Linked DNA regions of Mus musculus: all the other regions are linked to region 3. A link is a loop called in an ENCODE intact Hi-C map of the cell type or tissue named here. Cell type or tissue: left cerebral cortex. All regions are shown on one strand. Links, peaks and the distances in the headings refer to the core of each region. The heading gives the core; the rest is flanking DNA. Region 1 overlaps BC049352 (cDNA sequence BC049352). Region 2 has its middle 6.9 kb from the start of Fxyd2. Region 3 has its middle 18 kb from the start of Tmprss13. Region 4 overlaps Fxyd6 (FXYD domain-containing ion transport regulator 6).

Region 1 (4,596 bases), core at 328-4,327, 79 kb before region 3:
GTCCCACACCTGTCTTGGGCTAGGCAGTCTTTGTAGGATGGTAGGATTTTGAAAGTCATTTTAGTTACCCATGCTGGCTTTTACAGATCCTCACACTGGACCAAAGAAGAGTTTACTAGTGCCGGTTGATTCAGTGAGACTGCATGACATACATCAGCCCTGGGCAAACCCAGATAATACTTGGCCTGGGGTGGGTCTCATCCTGCTCTGTCCCGGACCTGCTATCTTTCCCAGCCTGACTGTAACTTGCCTTTCTTGCCCCTTTGTGGCTCACTCTGGCTTCCCTCTTAAGCAGTGGGCTCTAACTGAGGGCCAAGAAAGCAAAGGGGTTCAGAGAGTGCTGGTTTCCATTTGGCAAGGAGACGGCACCAACCATTTTCTGAAGTGTGTGTGTGTGTGTGTGTGTGTGTGTGTGTGTGTGTGTGTGTGTGTGTTTATGTGTAGGTCAGAAGACAACTTGTAGAAGTTGGTTTTCTCCTTCTGCCATGTTGGTTCTGGGGATCAAACTCAGGTCTTTGGGCTTGGTTGCAAGCACACTCACCTGCTGAACCTTCCCCTCATTTCTTCCTGGTCCCTACAGGCTACCCTAACAGGAGGACATATTTAGTGTCTATCCCTGGAGTTCCAGGTGGGCCCATGTACTCTGCCATGCATGCATACCCTTTATTTGCTCTGCCCTTACTCCAGGAGAGAGGCACTCACCCCATGTTTCCTCACACTCTGAGTGAACAAATGTTCATAAAGTGTGTTTCTGACTAGGTGTGCCAAGTCCAGCCCCTGGCACAGTCCTCTTCCCTCGCTGGGCCCCTCCTATCCAGAACTCCAGAATTTCTTGTGTATCTATGCTTTGGCCACCTGACTATCCAGATCTGCCTACGCCCACTCCACCCAGGACCCATCCCAACCCAGGACTCTCCCATACACCTGGCCCTGGGGTGAATACCAGAGTTGATATTGCTTTAGAGGAGAAACCTCAATACAAGGTGGGGCAGAACTGGCACAAGGGGTATGGGATCACCTTGGGGCTACAGGAAGTCTCCAGGGCTGAGTAGGAGCCAAAAATGTGCTATGGACAGTAACTTCCTGCTTCAACAGAATAGTCCCACAACAGAGTAGCTGCCCCACATACTTGAGAGGCCTCTCAAGACAAACTCCCTACCACTGAGCTACAGTCTTTTGTTTGTCTGTTTGTTTTTGTTTGTTGTTGTTTTGTTTTCTATTTCTCGACAGGGTCTTATTGAGATACCCAAGGCAGATCCTTCACTTGTAATTCTCCTGCCTCAGCCCCCCAAGCCTGGAAATTCTTTTAAATGACTGTAGGACACGTTCTACTTATGTAGAACAGTTAGCTGCCCTACTTCCTTGGCGCCAACAGAGTTTACTCTCATGCCTGTGGTTAGCCTGATTCTGGAGCCAGTTATCAAATTATGAATGTAGGTGAATTGATGCTGAGTATAGCTATTGATTTTTTTAAAAATTTGCATTTAATTTCACAAAATGGCCTCATGGCTTCGCAAAACTCAATGCTCAGTGGTCTGTCGTCCATTTCTTCTCCTTTCTGGTCTCGTCGTTTGTTACAACTATATTTTCTCCTCTGAAGGAACTGGGTCTCCTGACTCCTCTGGTCTCTTAACTTCAGCCCCTTCCTGGTTTGGTTTCTAGGCCCCTGGAGAAACTCCACCATTTTCTTGCAAAGTGTCTTATCACAGTTGAACCACAACACTCTGACTCTGGAACAATTACCTCCCACCACAGCGGGCCCCGCGTGTGGAAGCTGAACTGTTACCCAGTTACATGGATGTGAGCATAGCAATAGTGTCATGTGATCCCAGGGAGTCCTCTCAGTGGTACCCCCAAATCAGGGTTCTTGCAGCGTTCTCAGACTCCCTTTAACTTAAGTGGTGTGTCACACTTCTCTGGAAGAGACTCTCCCTTTGTTTGTCTTCTCTACCAGAGATCTGTAGTGACTCTTGGGCCTCCTTTTCTTGTCTGTCTGGCAAAACAACAGTGTATGACAATTGAATAAACACACAACAAGCTAGGACTGGCCTGAAGAGGCAATTACATAAGCGGTTCTACCATTTAGCCTTCCAAGAGCCCTTCCCTTGTTGGAAAAGGAACCATTTCTGCCACTAGGGGGCGCACGGCTCACAGGAATGTGTTCTTCCGTGCTGTGGTGTGAAAGTTTGTAAGATTTTTACAGTGAGATATTTGCAGTGAGAACGTGGCTCATGTTCCTTCAAGAGCCAAGGGAGACAGAAGGAAATGGCTGTGTATATGTTATGGGGCAGAGGGCAACCATAGAAAGTAGAGAGAAAGCATTGCCTTCAAGAAGGAACGTGAATTGCCCAGATCAGGTCAAGCACAGTATCTTCTTCCAACCAGAGACAGTATGGCTACAGTATGACAGCCACTGTGATGTGATCTCAGGACTGCCCTCTGTACTTTTCAGTCACTGTCTCCAGAATTAGCCCTGCTTGGGCATTTACTGCATCCAAGAAACATTTGCCCTGAACCCGAGTGGGTTCTGCCTTGAGCTGGAGAGACAGGCTCTGGGCACACAGACATGGGTAAATCCATCTCCAGAGAAGGCAGGTGGGTCCCAAACCCGCAGTTCCAGGTACAGCATCTGTGTGTGACAGGGGGCTGCTGAATATGGCACTGTTGACTCTGGAACTTGAGTGATGGCTTCCTGCTGAATGCAGGATGTGCTGGGGGCCCTGAAAGGCCAGTGGGAAACTAGAGGGGAGGTTACAAGAGCACAGGTAGGACCATACCCTAGGCCATGGCCTTGAAGTAGGAGCCTAGTTGGCCCGTCCTCTTGGGTATGACAGGACAGTGCCAGGCAGTGTTTGTGGGATGAGGCTGCAGGGTAGAGGGTTATAGGGTGAGAGAGTATATTACCTTTCTAGTTGTGACAGCAGACACAGTTGAGGAAAGACCAAGGCCTTTCCTTTTAAGGAAGGAAACCTTTATTCTGGTTCATGGTTTGAGAAGCCATAGTTGGTGGAGGAGTCATGGTAGCGAGAACGGTGAGAAGCCTGGTCACATTACATCTGCAGTCAAGATCCACGGGGGGGAGATGTTGGTGTTTAGAGTGCGTGTGTGTGTGTGTGTGTGTGTATTTGTGTGTGTGTGTGTGTGTGTGTGCGCACGCGCGCGTGTGTGCTCGCATCTCCCTCTATTGCTTCTTCCTTATTTTCCCTGGATGCTGAGGATCTGAATTCATGTCCCCAAGTTTGCACAGGAAACATCTCTCCCACTGAGCCGTCTCCCAGCCCTCTTTTCTCTCTGTATTCAATCTAGGAACCCATCCCGTGGAATGCGTTGGCCACATTCAGGGTCTTCCTATAGCAATCAACCCGATGTACATTTGTGTGTCTAACAGATGATTCTGGATCACGTGAGATCGGCAAATGTTGCTAACCGTCACAGGGAGAGATGGTTGTTTTTGCCTAGAGGTGTAGAGGGGACATCGATCCAGATTTCCTGAGGCCTCTGTGATTTGGAATTTTAAAAAGTTGTTTAAAAATGTAAGATTTATGCATTTGTATTTTGTGTATGTGTGTGTGTTCTGTATGTTAGCTCCATCTATGTGTGCCACATGTGTATGCTACCAAAGGAGGTCAACGGGGGCATCAGATCCCCTGAAACTAGAGCTGTGAGTGTTGGTAAAGCCGCCATGCGGGTGCTGGAAGCCAAACCTAGGTTTTCCTCAAAAGCAACAAGCGCTCTTGACGACTGGACTGTCTCTCCAGCCCCAGCGGTTACATTTTTGAGATAGAAATTGGTCTTATAGTTCAGGCTGGCCTGGAAACTCACCATGTAGCCTGGGCTGATCTTAGACTCAAGATCTTCCTGTTTCCTGCCTCCAGAATGCTGAGATGACAAATGTTCATCATATTTACCCAGTCGTTAGAGGCTCTCTTAGAACAAGAATAAATATATAATTATATCTAGGAGCTTAAAATGTCCATGAGAGTGAAGGGCCTGCAGCCTAGCTTAGCTCATGTTGAACCTTGCTCAGCATCTGAGGCACAACCTGCACACTTTCCTGGCTGCCTTTAGGAGCTCCGGCCTGCCTTTAGCCTCCTTTCTTGCCAGTTTGGCTCCACCCCCCATCCCCCACCACTCCCATTTGTCTTCCTGCCTGAGTTTCTTAGAACCTGGAGTAGCTGTAGAAGGAAGGACTCTGGAATTTGGTATCTGGAATGCTCTCTAGATGAAGAGGGACAGAGGGATGATGGGAGGTGGGTGGCAATGACTTTTCACATGGAGTTCGGGCAGAGGGCAACCTTCGTTGGTCAAGGGAACTTGAATCTGGCCAAGACTTCCTGTTAACATTCACAGTAACACATAGGTGATTAGAATTTCCCCATCTTCCAGCCACTTTCATGCTTTATATCCCAGTGAGCAGCTAGACTCTAATGTCTTCCCATAGGTGTAGGATTGGCTTTGAAACGAATGCTTGGCTGGGGCCCACTAAGCATGCGCTCTACCATTACATGACACCACAGACTCCTTGTATTTCCAGGGCTGGGCATTGAATTAAGCCTTACTCATGAGAGGTAGCTGCTCCACCCACCATCCCCTCTC
Region 2 (4,596 bases), core at 174-4,173, 110 kb after region 3:
GTTACTGCATGCTTCAGCTCCATCCATCTGGGCAGAGATTCACAGAGGTTCAACTCCCTCTCCCTCCATTCCCATGGAATCTCTAAGGAGACTGGAGGGCTGGCTGGATGCTGGCACCATCTGGTGACAGGCCTCCTTAGCTACATCTCTGAGTATCTGAGCAGAGCCCTGTTCTGAAAGGAACAGGCTGAGTTAGGGTGAACTACACAGTCAGGGTGGACAGGCCAATTCACTTGGTACTTAAGCCTTCTGTCCTAACCCACTGCCCCAGGCTCTGAAGCCCACCCGCCCACCCTTCCACCCACCCTTCCATAAGTGATCGCAGGCACTCCTTTGAGAGACTGTTGCCATTGTATAGAAGGGGATGTTGAAAGGTAGTGGTGGCAATCTGCTTGCCTTTTCTGTCAGGGCTGGGAGATGAGAGGAGCCTGCGGTGGAAGGGCATGTGTCAGCTGAGGCACACAGGTAAAGTCTGGGTACTATGCTCAGTATCACACCACTGACAAAGTATGACCTCATACCCTGAAACAGAGGTCAGAACTGCTGTTCTGAGCTCCTCCTGGAGGATGGGAGGAATGAGCTGGGGTGGAGCCAGTCTGACCAGAGGTAGGACCGGGGAGGAGACAAACTCTTCAGGGTTTCTGGATGCCTGGGGCAAGGCAAATGGGAAGAGGTATTATTCAAGGTCTGTGGTCCACTAGAGAGAAGTGGGAGCCATATGGAAGGAGTCATGTTTCCAGAATGTTCTATACACCAGCCCATCACTTAAATGGTCTTTGGTGAGTCACTTCTGTCTGCTACCACGTCTTCTGCTCTGTTCTCTAAGTGGCCAGACTGGTACACTTGAGGTAGACTTTAGGGACTTTGCCTGACCTGGGCCTAACCATTTGTTGAGTAGGTAGATCTAGGTACAAACATGAGATTACTGGTAAGCCTTCCTCCTATCCCCATGCCCTCTGCCACCCCCCCCCCCCCCCCGGGCTGAGGCTCAGTGAGCCAGACCTGGGCTGAGACTGCTCCACGGACATTCTGATTCTGTGACCTGCTCCTGGACCCAGACATCTCCCTTCACTATCCAGGAAGTTCCTCTGCTGAGAGTTACTGAAGGTGCCTGTCACTCTGAGGTTTTCTACACATCCAAGCTGTCCTAAACTACAGAATACAAATCAAGTCTTCGAAGTGTTGCTTCGCTTATACAGAGCTGTAGGAGCCTAGCTGTCTTAGGTTGCAGTTCCTTCTATTACTACCAGAGGGAGCCCACGACTTACTCAAAGTCACCTGAAATTACAGCTGATCTCCTGAACCGCTCCTTTCCACGAAGCTTTAGACCCCACAGCTCGAGTTATCATCATGATCCTATCCCGAATATCCAGATTCTCCCTTCCAAACTCACAATTACCCAAGTATGGGGCACCCAGGGTAAGGGCAATGACTCCATCTTGGGATGAGTGGTCTGTCTGGGTGGGGCCCTGTCTTGTCTGGACCTGGCTTCCCTTTTAGAAGCTGGGACCAAGGCTGGCTCACCTGGAGTGTGAGGACTCCTTGCGCGGCTCTCCAACTTTTCTAAAAACTTTGGCACTTTTGGGGATCACTCTCACCTCACCTCAGCGGTTACTGGTTCAGTGAGGAAGTGGGTGTCCCAAAAGACTTACTTTGAGTAGCTCTGCTGGCCCTGCCCACAGAAAAACGAGGGTATCAGGGCAGAGGGAGGACGGAGTTCCTCCTCCCCTAGTACCTTGCTCAGGGATCTACTAGTACCCCTGCAGGGACGTGAATGGCTTCTCTGCAGACGAGCACCCCAGGTGGCCAAGCTCGGAACTGCAGTTGGATGGTCAATACGGGTTAGAAGCCCCGCCTGGTGAATCCCATAGCTGCTGTCCCAATCTGGATCAGTTTGGGCCTCGGAGTCAGCGACTTAACCTCCACAGTCAAGTGTGATAGGAGAGCAACACTGAGGCTGCAAGGGAGAAGATTCTGGGGACTCCAGTCCCCTCCGTCTCAGGCTGCACAAGGAACTGGGAGTGCTTTGTGTTCTTACAGTTGGATAGCTGAGGGGCTGGGAAGAACTTCTACTTAGAATTTGGAACTTTAGTGCCCAGGCTTTCATTAAGACACTGGAGGGACAAGGGGGATGGCAGCAGGACATAGGTTAGGGTGTGTGTGTGTGTGTGTGTGTATGAGGGGGGCGGTCCTCAGTTGTCATGGGCCTCATGTCTGGGAGTCAGGGGCTAGAGCCACTCTTAAAGCCCCGTTTGGCAGCTTTGTTTCTCCAAGCCTGCTGAGCTGCCCAGTGTGTCCCATAATCCCACAGTGCTGTTGTCTGTCCTTACATCTTTAAACCTGGTCCTCTGTTTTGAGAACTCCTCACGGTGGCTTCCTGGAAGAGTGTCTTGGTGTCACAGGGAGGAATGCCCAGGTGAGCCAGGCAGGAGATGGAGGAGGGTAGGAAGTCCCCAGCCAGGCAGCAGCTGGTGGATCAGAACAGCTGCTGCAGCCCCACAGGCCACCAATGATGCCCTGAAAACAGAAACTGGCCTTCCTACCAGTGTTATCCCCAAGCCTGCTGTGTGACCTTGGAAAGGTCCCTGTCTGTCTCCAGACTTGGCTTTTGGGGAAACAAAGCAGGAGATGAAAATTCTAAGGTCCAGTCTAAAAGTCAAGGGGCAGTGGTTCTGAAGGGGACGTGGGAGCTAGAGTAAGTCCTCTCCCTGGCCCAGGGTAGTTAGTGTTCTTAATGCACAACTAGATGCACACAGCCACATGAGCACAGGAGCTTGGTACGTGAGAAAGGCTGCCACAAGGCACCTGGAGAAGTAGAGGAAGAAGATCATATGGAGCATGGTGAATTCTCTGTTACCACCCCCCCAACCTCCCAGAAAGTCCTGTCAATCAATAACCAAGTCTGCACTCACACAGAAACTTCTGGACCTCAGCATTCCTGCTCTGCAGTAAACAACAGCTCAGGTCTCTTGTCTGCAAACCAAACATTCACTATCAAGTTAATAAAGTTATTCAGGAGAGGCCTGAACCCTCAGACAGCCACTCAGGAGACATGAGCAGGAACAGGGGGTGCAGAATGGACCTCGGCTGTTCTGGGGTCCTTCCTGCTACCCTGACATACTTTCTTAGATCAGAATATACTCTCACTCCAGACCCCAGCGGATTAGCTAGTCCAGGATGGGAATCATACCTCTAAGTTCATGCACGCCCCCTAGTGGCCATCCCAGATCCAGCAGAGGATGTACTCAGTAAACAATAGTTGAGTGACCACACTGGCTGCTTTAGAGGAAGGCATAGGGGTAAGGAGGGCTGTGCAGGCATGGGGTCTGGGGCAGAGTCGGTGGTGTGTAGGCTCACTGAGGTGGGGTGTCTTTGAGGCCTTTCCCAGTATTAGCCTTCAGCTCATCCTCTGAGTCTTGGTGTGTTGGCTGGTTTTGTGTCAACGTGACACAAGCTAGAGTCATTGCAGAGAAAGGAGCCTTAGTTAGGAAATGCCTCCGTGATATCCAGCTGTAAGGCATTTTCTCAATTAGTGATCAGTGGGGATGGCCCAGCCTATGGTGGGTGGTGTCATTCTGGGCTGGTGGTCCTGGGTTCTATAAGAGCAGACTGAGCAAGCCATGGGGAGCAGGCCATTAATCAGAACCCCTCTATGGCCTTTGCATCAGCTCCTGCACCTGGGTTTGTCCCCTATCTGAGTTCCTTCAGTGATGAACAGCAATATGGAAGTGTAAGTTAAATAAACCCTTTCCTGCCCAACTTGCTTTTTAGTCATGGTGTTTTGTCACAACAATAGAAAGAAATTCTAACTAAGACACTTGGGAACCAGCAAAACCCACTGAAACCCTGGGCCAGTGACTCTGCGATAGGCATTATTTCCAAGTTAAGAGTCAAGACTACCAGCTTTCCTGGACCCCTCCCCTTAATCATTTGGGAGCGTTCTGTCTCGGCCCCTCTTCTCAGGATACCATGATGTCCAGAGATGACAAAGAGGCAGTGCCCTATGAGCCCACCTTCAAGATAGCCAGGTCCCAGGGATAGACTGAGCTAAGGTATAGGGGAGATGTCTTCACTCGTTGGGTCTCTGGCCGCTCAGCCAGAGCCCTTAGTTTCTTCCCTTGAGGAGGAGGGGGGTGATCTGTGGTCCAACTAGTCTGTCTCAGTTAGGGTTTTACTGCTGTGAACAGACACCATGACCAAGGCAACTCTTATAAGGACAACGTTTAATTGGTACTGACTTACAGATTCAGAGGTTCAGTCCAGTATCACCAAGGTGGGAGCATGGCAGCATCCAGGCAGGCATGGTGCAGCTGAGAGTTCTACATCTTCATCTGAAGGCTACTAGGAGAAGACTGGCTCCCACGTGGTAAGGAGGAGGGTCTCATTGTTCATCCCTAAAGTGACACACTTCCTCTAACAAGGCCAAAACCACTCCAACAAAGCCATACCCACTCCAACAAGGCCAAAACGACTCCAACAAGGCCGTACCTCCTAATAGTGTCACTCCCTCAGCCAAGCATATTCAAACCACCACATAGGCTGAGACCAAGGAGGATATGGGAAAAGGTTTCCTTGAGTCTAGCATTGATGATCAGT
Region 3 (4,596 bases), core at 287-4,286:
TTCTTCTAATAAACGTTTTACCTCCAATACTTGGTGCCAGTGCCCCCTTGAGCCTCATATTCATGTCAATCAAAACTGTCTCCAGAAACTGACCAGAGCCCCTTTAATAGAGAACCATCGGTTTATGCTGTCAGGTTTCTTTCTGTTTTCAACACAGGAATAGCTATGATGGGAATTGAAAGAAACAAGGAAGTATTTTCCATTCACACCTGGATGTTGGCATCGGGGGTTGGACAAGCATCCACCTTAAAATTCACCCAAGTGTTTCACGTGTGGTTCAGGTGCCAGCGCAGAGTCAAACCCTCCTCGCCCTCTTCAGAACCCTCTGATCTTCAGCAAGTTACTGGGTATCTTCTAGCCTCTCTCAACTATCAAGAGGGCATCACAGTGATACCTGGGGTCCAGGGCAGCCTGAGATACCCAAAGGCCAATCCTAAAGGGCACAGTGAGTGCACTGAAGGTTAATCCAAGAAATCAGCCATTCTCCAGTAACAGGCCTGGAAGAACTAGGTATCTCCTGACCTGACTATCAAACTGGCTGGGAGTGAGAGAGTACTTGTTTCCCAGAAAGACACTCACAGCTTCTCAGATCACCTCATGAAACGGAATGAAGCCCAGACAATAATGGATCAGTGGGCGTTCTGACCAGGACTGCTTAGATATGCAAGTTCCTAGCCCTCTGTTTAAATTTCAATTTCACTTTAGGGTTCTGAGATGGACTTGAAGTGGTCACTGGATCTGCCTCTTCCCAATGTGACCACAATGAGCAAATCTCCTTTCTGGTTCTCTCTATTGGTCTGGTTGGGTAGATCTATTTATCTATTGTCTTCTTGGGGTAGAGACTGTGACAGGACTGTGACCCCCCCCCATCTTTTGGTAGCAGTCCCTGCTCTTTGAGAGTCCCAGGAGATGAGCTCAGCTCGGCCCCGGAGGTGATGTCATCTGAGTCTTCTCCGGAGGGACTTCCAAGGGAGCCCTGTGTGAGTTCACTCTGCACTTCTGTTTTCAAACAGCTGCTCTCTGCTCCGGTCTCTGGGTGCCACTCTCAGTTCTCTCTTTGATTCCCACCCAAACCAACAGAGAAGCCAAGTGAAAGAGTAAAAACTCCCTTATGTATGTAATCAATCCACTGAAAACGAAGGTCCAAGGAGAAGCCAGCGTGCCTGTCTCGGGGACCTACACTCCAGCATACACAAGGACATTGCTACCTTTAAAGTCATGTTGACCACCTTGCCCCAAGGGTCTCATGGTAGCGCATCAACCCCAAAGGGACTCACTGTTCACTTCTTCCCCCTCCGTCCTCACTGTTCTCATTGGTTTGTTTTTCTAAGTGTATGAGTGCCTGGCCTGCATGTATGTCTAGTGGGCGTAATGCCCACAGAGGCCACAAGAGGGTGCCAGAGCTCCTGGAACTGGAGTTATGAACAGTTGTGGGCCACCGTATGGCTGCTGGGAATGGAACCTGGGTCTTCTGTAAGAACAAGTGCTCTTGAGCACTAAGCCATCTCTCCAGCCCCCTCTTTGTTGTCTTCCTCTGAAACCTTCTTACCATTCCCATCACCACATAGATTCTTCTACTTTCAGCTAACCACTTTGTTTCCTCTGGATCATTCATTGTTACATCCATTAGTTAATTTGTGAGTCCTCACCTGCCTCCCTCTGTCACATCTCCTGAGAGCATGGCTCTTGCCAATCTGCATACCCCAGGACACCCAAACAGATATGTGCCACCAGGACACTCTAATTTGGTCTAGTGTGGTATACCAAGTGGTACAGAAAAGGGGGACACATGAAGAGGATGCAGATCTAGAGGCAACATTGGGAAGCATTAAGTCTCAGGGACCTGAAGAGTGGCATCGGCTTCCCCAACACCTCACTGGCAAAGCACTGAATTAATTTAGAAAGGATCCCTTAGAGAACTCCGAAAAGTCCGTGAAGATGACAAGATGATGTTTCTTCAAGAGGATGCTCAGGGAAAAGGTCAAAGTGAGAAAATTATAGAGGAAGTGGACTGGGAAGAGGGGTGTCTCGTACTGGGAGCTACAGGGTATGAGGCAACTGAGGAAAACCGGTACTGGGGGTAGCCAGGAGGTGGAAGGAGCAGAGAGCTTTTCCGAATGCTGTCACTAGGTGGCGCCCGAAGACAGAAACTGGAAGGCAGGACATTCACGCGAGCGTGCAGATTCTCCAAGTCACTTCCCCGGAAATGACTCAGCAGGGATGACTTCAGCAGGTGGGGTTCTTCCGCTTGCGACCCAGGCTGCACGACGTTACATCAGGCACTGGGTGCAGAGGAAGTGGGCTTCTCATTTCATTCACGGAGTACCCACTCTTCACTCATCATCAGTCCAGTCCGGGTTCTTTTGTATCTGGGCAATGTCGTGAGAGCATCTGACTGATCCCTGCACGGAACAACGTGAAGTAAATGGATGACAGAGTGGAAAACACTCTAAGCCAGCCCAGCCCAGCCTCGCTCACAGTTCTAGCGCATGCTCTCTCTCCTCTGAAACCAGGCATCACTAGTCAACTTCACCCTGTGCCTGGCATTTATGACACACTGCCCTACAGACTGAGTCCATATCTTATCTCCCTGACTGTGGAATGTAGCATGTGCTGGTCATATCTCATTAATCACTTTTATCTCATGAACATCCCTCCCCAACACTCAGCATAATATCTGGACCACTGGCCTGTTTGGTAAAGATCTGATGATGATGGTGGTGATAATAAAGGGGGAGGAGGAAGAAGCAGAGGATGGAGGAGGAAGAGGAAGAAGAGGAGGAGGAGGTGGAGGAAGAAGAAACCATAGGCCATCGCCAATGAGGTAGTTACTTGCCTAGCAAGTCCTACACATCATAGATATTAACGATGACAAAGGTCACTGGAGCAGGGAGGGGAGGTGCCTGGGCTGGCTGTGAGGGTACTCAGCAGCTCTACTCCCAGCATCATATCTTAGGCAGGAAGTGGTACAGAGAATCCCCATAGCAAGGCCTTTACCACCCCCATTGCTAACAGAGCAGTTTGGGTCCTACTGGACTACGACTCCATCATTATATCCTACTGGGCTGCAGTCTCGTAATAGAGGAATGCAAGGCCTAAAAATCAGTATTGAGACGTCCAAGATACCTGCCATCTGTGCAACACTGAGTCTGCACCTCTGTCTACACAGTAGCTGTTGTGCTTTATAAAAGAGAGCCAGGATATGTTTGATAGAACCAAGTATGGTACAGTGGGAGGGGGCCTTGGTGGGCCTGTGCTGTGACATCCCTTCTCTCTGAGGTACCAGCCATAGGACAGGTATAGTGTGGACAGAGTTTATTTATGCGTGGGAAGGGGGGTTGGGAAGGGAGTAGAGACAGAGAAAGACAGGGGGTAGAGGGAGAAGGAGAAAGGGGTCAGCGAGAGAAGAGAGTCAGGGGTGGGGGCAGAGTGAGCAAGGAGCGACCAAACAAAGTCTTTAAGAACAAGCCAGGCCTACCTGGCTGTTGCTAGGTAACTGTTGGGCGGAGCCTAGAAGGAATGCTAACAGGGGCCATGCCACTGTACCCCATTGTGTACTTTCCAGTTCAAGGCGAGGGTAGGCGGTGTGAATGTGCATGCTGATAGCTGACCAGGGCCAGAGGGGGAAGGAGGAGGTGGTTACCAAAAATACCCGGATACAAGGCTTGCTCAAGCCCAGCCGTCTGTACAGGCAGCTTCCTAAGTTTGAGGCTGGAGATCTCATCCTTTACCAATCCGATGCCATCTTTTGGGCTTACTTTACTATTAAAACGGATAATGAGGCAGAGACAGGCGGATTTCTGAGTTCGAGGTCAGCCTGGTCTACCAAATGAATTTCAGGACAGCCAGGGCTATACAGAGAAACCCTGTCTTGAAAAAAAAAACAAAAAACAAAAAAAAAAAAACAAAACAAAAACAAAAACAAAAACAAAAACAAAAAACAAAAAAAAAACCAAAAACCTGATAATGAGATTCAATAAGGAAAGCTAAAGTGGACCTGGCCTCTGTCCTTGCTGAGGCTTTGGTCGTCCTTAGCTATGTAGTTAGAGACAGTCTGAGCTACATGACTCTGTCTCGAAATTACCACATACCGTGAAGTACATAGTTGTGGCTATGGTAAGTGCTTCACGGGAGAGGCATCTGCCACATGAAGGCGTGTTGTAGGAAGATTTAGACAGGACAGGGCCCCCTTCGACCCCACAGAACTCGGAAATTGTATAGAAACAGGTGTCTGTGCCAAGCCATATATGGCCTCAATGGAGCCCACCTGTTGCCACACTGATCTATGTCCCTGGAGGAGCAAACTGACAAACCTCCTTGTAACTGATCTTTGAAGATGTCCTGTCCAGAGGGCAGCTAGACAGAAAAGATCTACATGCTAAGTATTTAACAGCCAGACACTCAACTTGTAGTCCACAACTCACCGTTCATGCATTCCGCCATCTTAAGTGGGAAAAGACATATGAGATGAACAACTTGTCCCAGTTCCTGGGACTGTCCCCGTGTCAGCATTGAAAGCACCATCTTCTAGTGAGTTCTTCTGAGTTTTTTTGAGACCGGTCTCTGTAATTCAAGCTGGTCTGAAACTCACTATGT
Region 4 (4,596 bases), core at 251-4,250, 88 kb after region 3:
AATAAATCTTGAAAAAAAAAAAAAGAAAGTTAAGGAGAGTATCATAGAGACAAATTAGCCGATACACCCAAAGAGGAAGCTGGGAGATAACCACACAGCCAAGCAGAAACCAGACTTGTGGTGGCGACGTGGAACACCACGAGAAGTGGCTGGCAGTTCCAAGTGGTTCTGGGACATCTGGTTATCAGAATGGGAGAAAAATAAGATTCAGACCCCTACCTCACACCTCAGTTCCAAGTGGAATACAAGTTTTGAGTGTAGCTGGGCTCAATGGTGCATGTCTGTGGTTCTGGGCACTCCTCCAGTTGCTGACTTAGGGTCTCTTAGATCCAGACACCTAATACCACAAACAAAACACAAAGCACAAACAAACCTTTAATGTGGCCTACCTGTGTGAAGAAATGTCTTTAAAAAGACACATAGGATCATCATATTAGAACTGAGAAGTTCTGTGCCCTGTAAGACAATTTTTAAAAGTAAAGACAGAGCCAGCAAGACAGCTCAGGAGCTCCAGGGTCTACCACCAGGCCTGACCCTGGGGTTTGCTCCCATGATGCCTGTGATAGGCGAGAACTCCCACCCCCCCCCCAAGATGTCATCTGACCTCTACACACCTGCTGGGGCGCATGCGCGCGCGCGCGCGCGCGCGCACACACACACACACACACACACACACACAGAGTGAGTAAATGAAATGTGAAAAAAAAGTTCTTAAGTAAAAAGACAAATCACAGGCTAAGAGGAGATATTATATTGGAATATTATATTGGAATACTCAATAACTGAGGTTTAATGTCAAGATTGGAAAAAAATGATTTGAAACAGGAAAAAGATAAGAACATCCTATCACCTGTGAAGAAACAGAAATGTCAAACACCCAATTACTAAGTGACCAGATTAATGCTACATTTTATGCCTCGAAATTGACAAAAATTGGGACATCTATTAATGCCAAACTGATCTGGATGGGGAGTGGCAGATCAATCACATCGCGCTGGCCGGATGATAGGAGGGGAATGACCGGGTGAAGAGTGATTAACTGTGCAGCACTGACGGTTTGTCACCCAAGCCGTGGTCTCAGAGCCATGCTCACTCGTGGCCGCCATTTCCAGGCTGCAGGGTGAGACCGGCCAAGGGGCCAAGCCGTATTCCCTTTAAAAGGAAACTAAGCAGGAGAGTACTTCGTGCACCATAAGTGTCGTTTGGTCGTTATGTTTTCTGGTGTCCAGGAATGAGTGGTCCCCCCCTTCCCCGCATCTGCAATATAAACAGGTTCCTCTTGAGACTGGGTGTGAGTGTTTATAACCCTATCACGTAAAGTTAGCAATGCCACGTTAAAGACACCAGATGTCCATCAACAAGAGAATGGATCAGTACACAATAGTTTGCCTTCACAATGAAATGCCAGGTGTTAAACATGAATTAACTGCAGAGCTGTGCATAGATAAATCTTCAGTACAAAGTTGATTAAGGCAAGTCCAGGGGCCTGTACATATTATAATTCTTTAAAGCTATATTAGGGGTTGGGGAGAAGGCTCAGTCAGTAAGGCATTTACCTCAAGTGTGAGGGCCTGAGTTTGATCCCCAGAACTTATGTGGAGTGGCACCTAACAGCGGTCTCAGCATTGAGAAGATGGAGAGTTTGAAGGATGGCTGGAATTTGCCAGCTAGCCAGCCAGCTAGCCCGCCGGCCTCCTTGAATCAGAATCTGTCAGCTCCAGGCTCTGTCTCAAAAGATAAAGTACGGAGTGTGTGAGGAAGACATCTGACGTGGACCTTGTGGCTCCACATGCAAGAGCATGCGCCCGCTCAGACACCCAAACACTTACATATGCACAGAATCACTCTGAGCAATGTTATTGGATATCTGGGTCAAGCATAGTTTTTAAGAAGAGCAAGGTGCATGTTCACACAGCAGGCGATGATTTGACACCTACAGGACTCTGGCTGGAAATGGTCATGGATGAAGCTCTGCTGCCCCCTGGTGTCTGATTGGTAGATGGCAGCAGGGTCACTTGTTAGACTGAGCGTGGGACCGGCCATTCTAGACAGGTTCAAGCTGTGGCCCGTCTTACCCTGCATGGAAAAGATTAAGCAGCTTTGGGCGCTCCTGATTTGCATTCTTCTCACTTCTCACTCTGTATTAGTCTTCTGAGTCTGAGAGTGACAAGTGTAACCCCACTGATACATGTCCCTGGTGTGTCCCATCAGAGTCCCCCACTTCATCACCAGAAATTGATGAGATCCACGTAGAGGGGTCAGTGACTTCCGTGGGAGGAGAGACTGGGGTTGATGCTTAGAAACCCCTATCCAGACTACCTTAACACAATTATCACCTTTAGGAGATGGGGCCTCTAGGGAAAGCTGAGAAAACAGGAAACAACAGGAAGGACACCTAAGATCACATATGGGCATCAGGGTTTGTGATAGCGTTTGGGGAACAGAAAGAGTCTTCCACCCATCACCTGATAGAAAAACACTTCCTAGGGTCTGGAGAGATGGCTCAGTGCTTAGAATGCTTACTGCTCTTCCAGAGGACTCAAATTTGGTTCCCAGCACCCATATCAGACAGCTCTTAACCACCTGTAACTCCAGCTCCTGGAGATGCCGTGAGCTGGTCTTCCTAGCCTCCAAGGACACCTGCACACATGCACACATAGACACACACTCACACATACAATATAAACATATCTTAAAAACACTTTCTGGCGGGCTGTTGACTGTGGGAGCTGGGCCCAGGGCCCCACATCTTAATGAGGCAGAAGTTGGCCCGGAAGGAGGACACTGGTGAGACATCTCCAAAGCCCTTGGGAAGGCAAGGCTTCAGCCCAGAAGCCCCACGCTAATGAGTCCCTGAGCCGTCATCTGACCTGGGCCCTACCGCTCCCCCTATGAAGGGCGATAATTATCAGCAAGTTTCTGGTTCCAGGCCTGCAGTGTGGACCTAGCACAGTGCCTGTTAAGTGTCCTGACTCATCTGGGTTAATAGTATTGGCCACACAGAGCTCTCTGAGAGTCTGATGAGAGCCTGATAAGGTGGCATTGGTCCCGGAGATTTGAAGTGGCCTCAGGTCACACAAGCTCCCCATACAGCTCAGGCTAGGACGAGGCCCTGTCAGGGTGACGGCTTACCGAGGAAGGTCTTCTGTCCCTGGAGTAATGTCTTGCTTCTTTACCCCCAGACACCATGGAGACGGTGCTGGTCCTCTGCAGCTTGCTGGCCCCTGTGGTCCTGGCGAGTGGTAAGAATCCTTTAGGGCCTTGCTGTGCCAAACTGGCAGACATAGCCCTTTCCAGCAGAAGATTCTGGCCCATTCAGACATTAGGGTTGAGATCTTAGGCCACTTTACATCTGGTCACGGGCTCTTACTGTCAGCAGAGGAAAACAGATCCTAGTTCAGGGCCCCCCTGCACGCCCTTCTCCCACTGTTTCCCACAAGGGTTCAGCAATCCTTCTGTTAATCTCTCCAGGTACCTTGGGCTCCTGTGGAATTGTAGCCTAGACTGTAATTAATCCATCCTGACTTTATATGCAGGTCACGAGCCTCCCCCACCCCTTGGTCTCAGTTTCCCCCTTTGTCACTAGATGATAATAGACCTGGTCTTTTGGAGGAAATGAAAGACATAATGTGAGCCCGGGACCCCAAAGACTCTAATTCAGGCGAGGACCCCCAAGCCCAGCTAGCCCATCTTCCATGATCTCCAGTATCTCTGCCCAGTGAACCCCCTTCACAAGGACTCTTTGGTGGGGACTAGAGGTTATGGGGCAGGTGAGAAGTCACAGGAAGTATGGCTGTCTTCCTCTTGACCATGTCACATCTTTCCCAGCAGCTGAGAAGGAGAAAGAAAAGGATCCTTTCTATTACGGTGAGTGAGCTCAGCAGCCCTGGGGGGTGGTCCCATCCAGGAGGGGCCGGCGTGACCTCCTGGCCCCGCCTCTCTCCCACCTCTCACTTCTCCTCCCTTTGCAGACTACCAGACCCTGAGGATTGGGGGGTTGGTGTTTGCTGTGGTCCTCTTCTCCGTTGGGATACTTCTCATCCTCAGTAAGTGTGTCCTTTCTCTCTACGGCTGCTAGACAGATGGGGACAGTATACAAGCCTAGCCATTTTGTCTGTGGGACAGGAGAAGGCACAGTCTTGCCTCTCCACAGTATCTCCAGGATCAATACAGGGCTGGCCATGTAGTACGTGCTCAGGAAAACAAGGAAGGCATGGCCAGAGAATGTAAGTGAGAACAGACATAGCCAAGAACCACAGACTGCATCCATAGGGCAGGGGGCTGGCCATCCCAGGAGTCAGATGCTGTTCTCGCCGTGCTCCTAGAGATGTGTCCCTGTGCATTTCCCCTACACGAGCTGTGGCGTTGTGTTTTTTTTTTTTGTTTGTTTTTTTTTTGTTTGTGGTATGAAAGGGCAAAGTTCATCATAGTGGGAAGGCAGTGAACTAGCTTGGTCTGTGATAGCAGACACATGTGGCTTGTTTACATTGAGACAGACCAGGAAGCAGAAAGCTCAGGATATAACCAAAAGTGGCTACCACCTCCAAGACCTGCCCCAACAAATCACTTTGGTTAGCTCGGCCCCACCTCCCAAAG

The links. Hi-C counts contacts between places; a loop is a spot of excess contacts. Peaks named below come from ENCODE experiments on the same cell type or tissue, not always from the same donor. Only the 100,000 strongest peaks of a DNase experiment are listed, where the experiment ranks them.
Region 1: a loop joins it to region 3, with 5 times the contacts of the local background. A loop is called at or near these places in 26 of 42 quality-filtered maps.
Region 2: it touches region 3 in a loop (5-fold over the local background); 24 of 42 quality-filtered maps call a loop at or near these places.
Region 4: a loop joins it to region 3, with 5 times the contacts of the local background. A loop is called at or near these places in 36 of 42 quality-filtered maps.

Annotation. Positions count from the first base shown.
Region 1 is chr9:45,219,620-45,224,215 of GRCm38, forward strand. All of the region lies in intron 1 of BC049352 (cDNA sequence BC049352), which reads left to right. Among named protein-coding and RNA genes, the nearest start is that of Tmprss4, 18 kb to the left of the region's middle. In left cerebral cortex, for the core only: a CTCF peak has its summit at 2,134 (motif pointing right); a DNase peak (open chromatin) is centred at 2,131.
Region 2 is chr9:45,410,704-45,415,299 of GRCm38, forward strand. No RefSeq gene overlaps it. Among named protein-coding and RNA genes, the nearest start is that of Fxyd2, 6.9 kb to the left of the region's middle. In left cerebral cortex, for the core only: CTCF peaks have their summits at 1,241, 1,803 and 3,217 (motif pointing left); DNase peaks (open chromatin) are centred at 1,257, 1,799 and 3,220.
Region 3 is chr9:45,298,426-45,303,021 of GRCm38, forward strand. No RefSeq gene overlaps it. Among named protein-coding and RNA genes, the nearest start is that of Tmprss13, 18 kb to the right of the region's middle. In left cerebral cortex, for the core only: CTCF peaks have their summits at 1,380 (motif pointing right) and 2,133 (motif pointing right); DNase peaks (open chromatin) are centred at 1,041, 1,376 and 2,167; H3K4me3 peaks cover 485 bases; H3K27ac peaks cover 516 bases.
Region 4 is chr9:45,386,806-45,391,401 of GRCm38, forward strand. Fxyd6 (FXYD domain-containing ion transport regulator 6) reads left to right here. Exons shown (of 8, transcript NM_022004.6): 2 at 3,183-3,242; 3 at 3,829-3,867; 4 at 3,972-4,046. The coding sequence starts at 3,188. Among named protein-coding and RNA genes, the nearest start is that of Fxyd2, 17 kb to the right of the region's middle. In left cerebral cortex, for the core only: a CTCF peak has its summit at 1,991 (motif pointing left); a DNase peak (open chromatin) is centred at 1,973.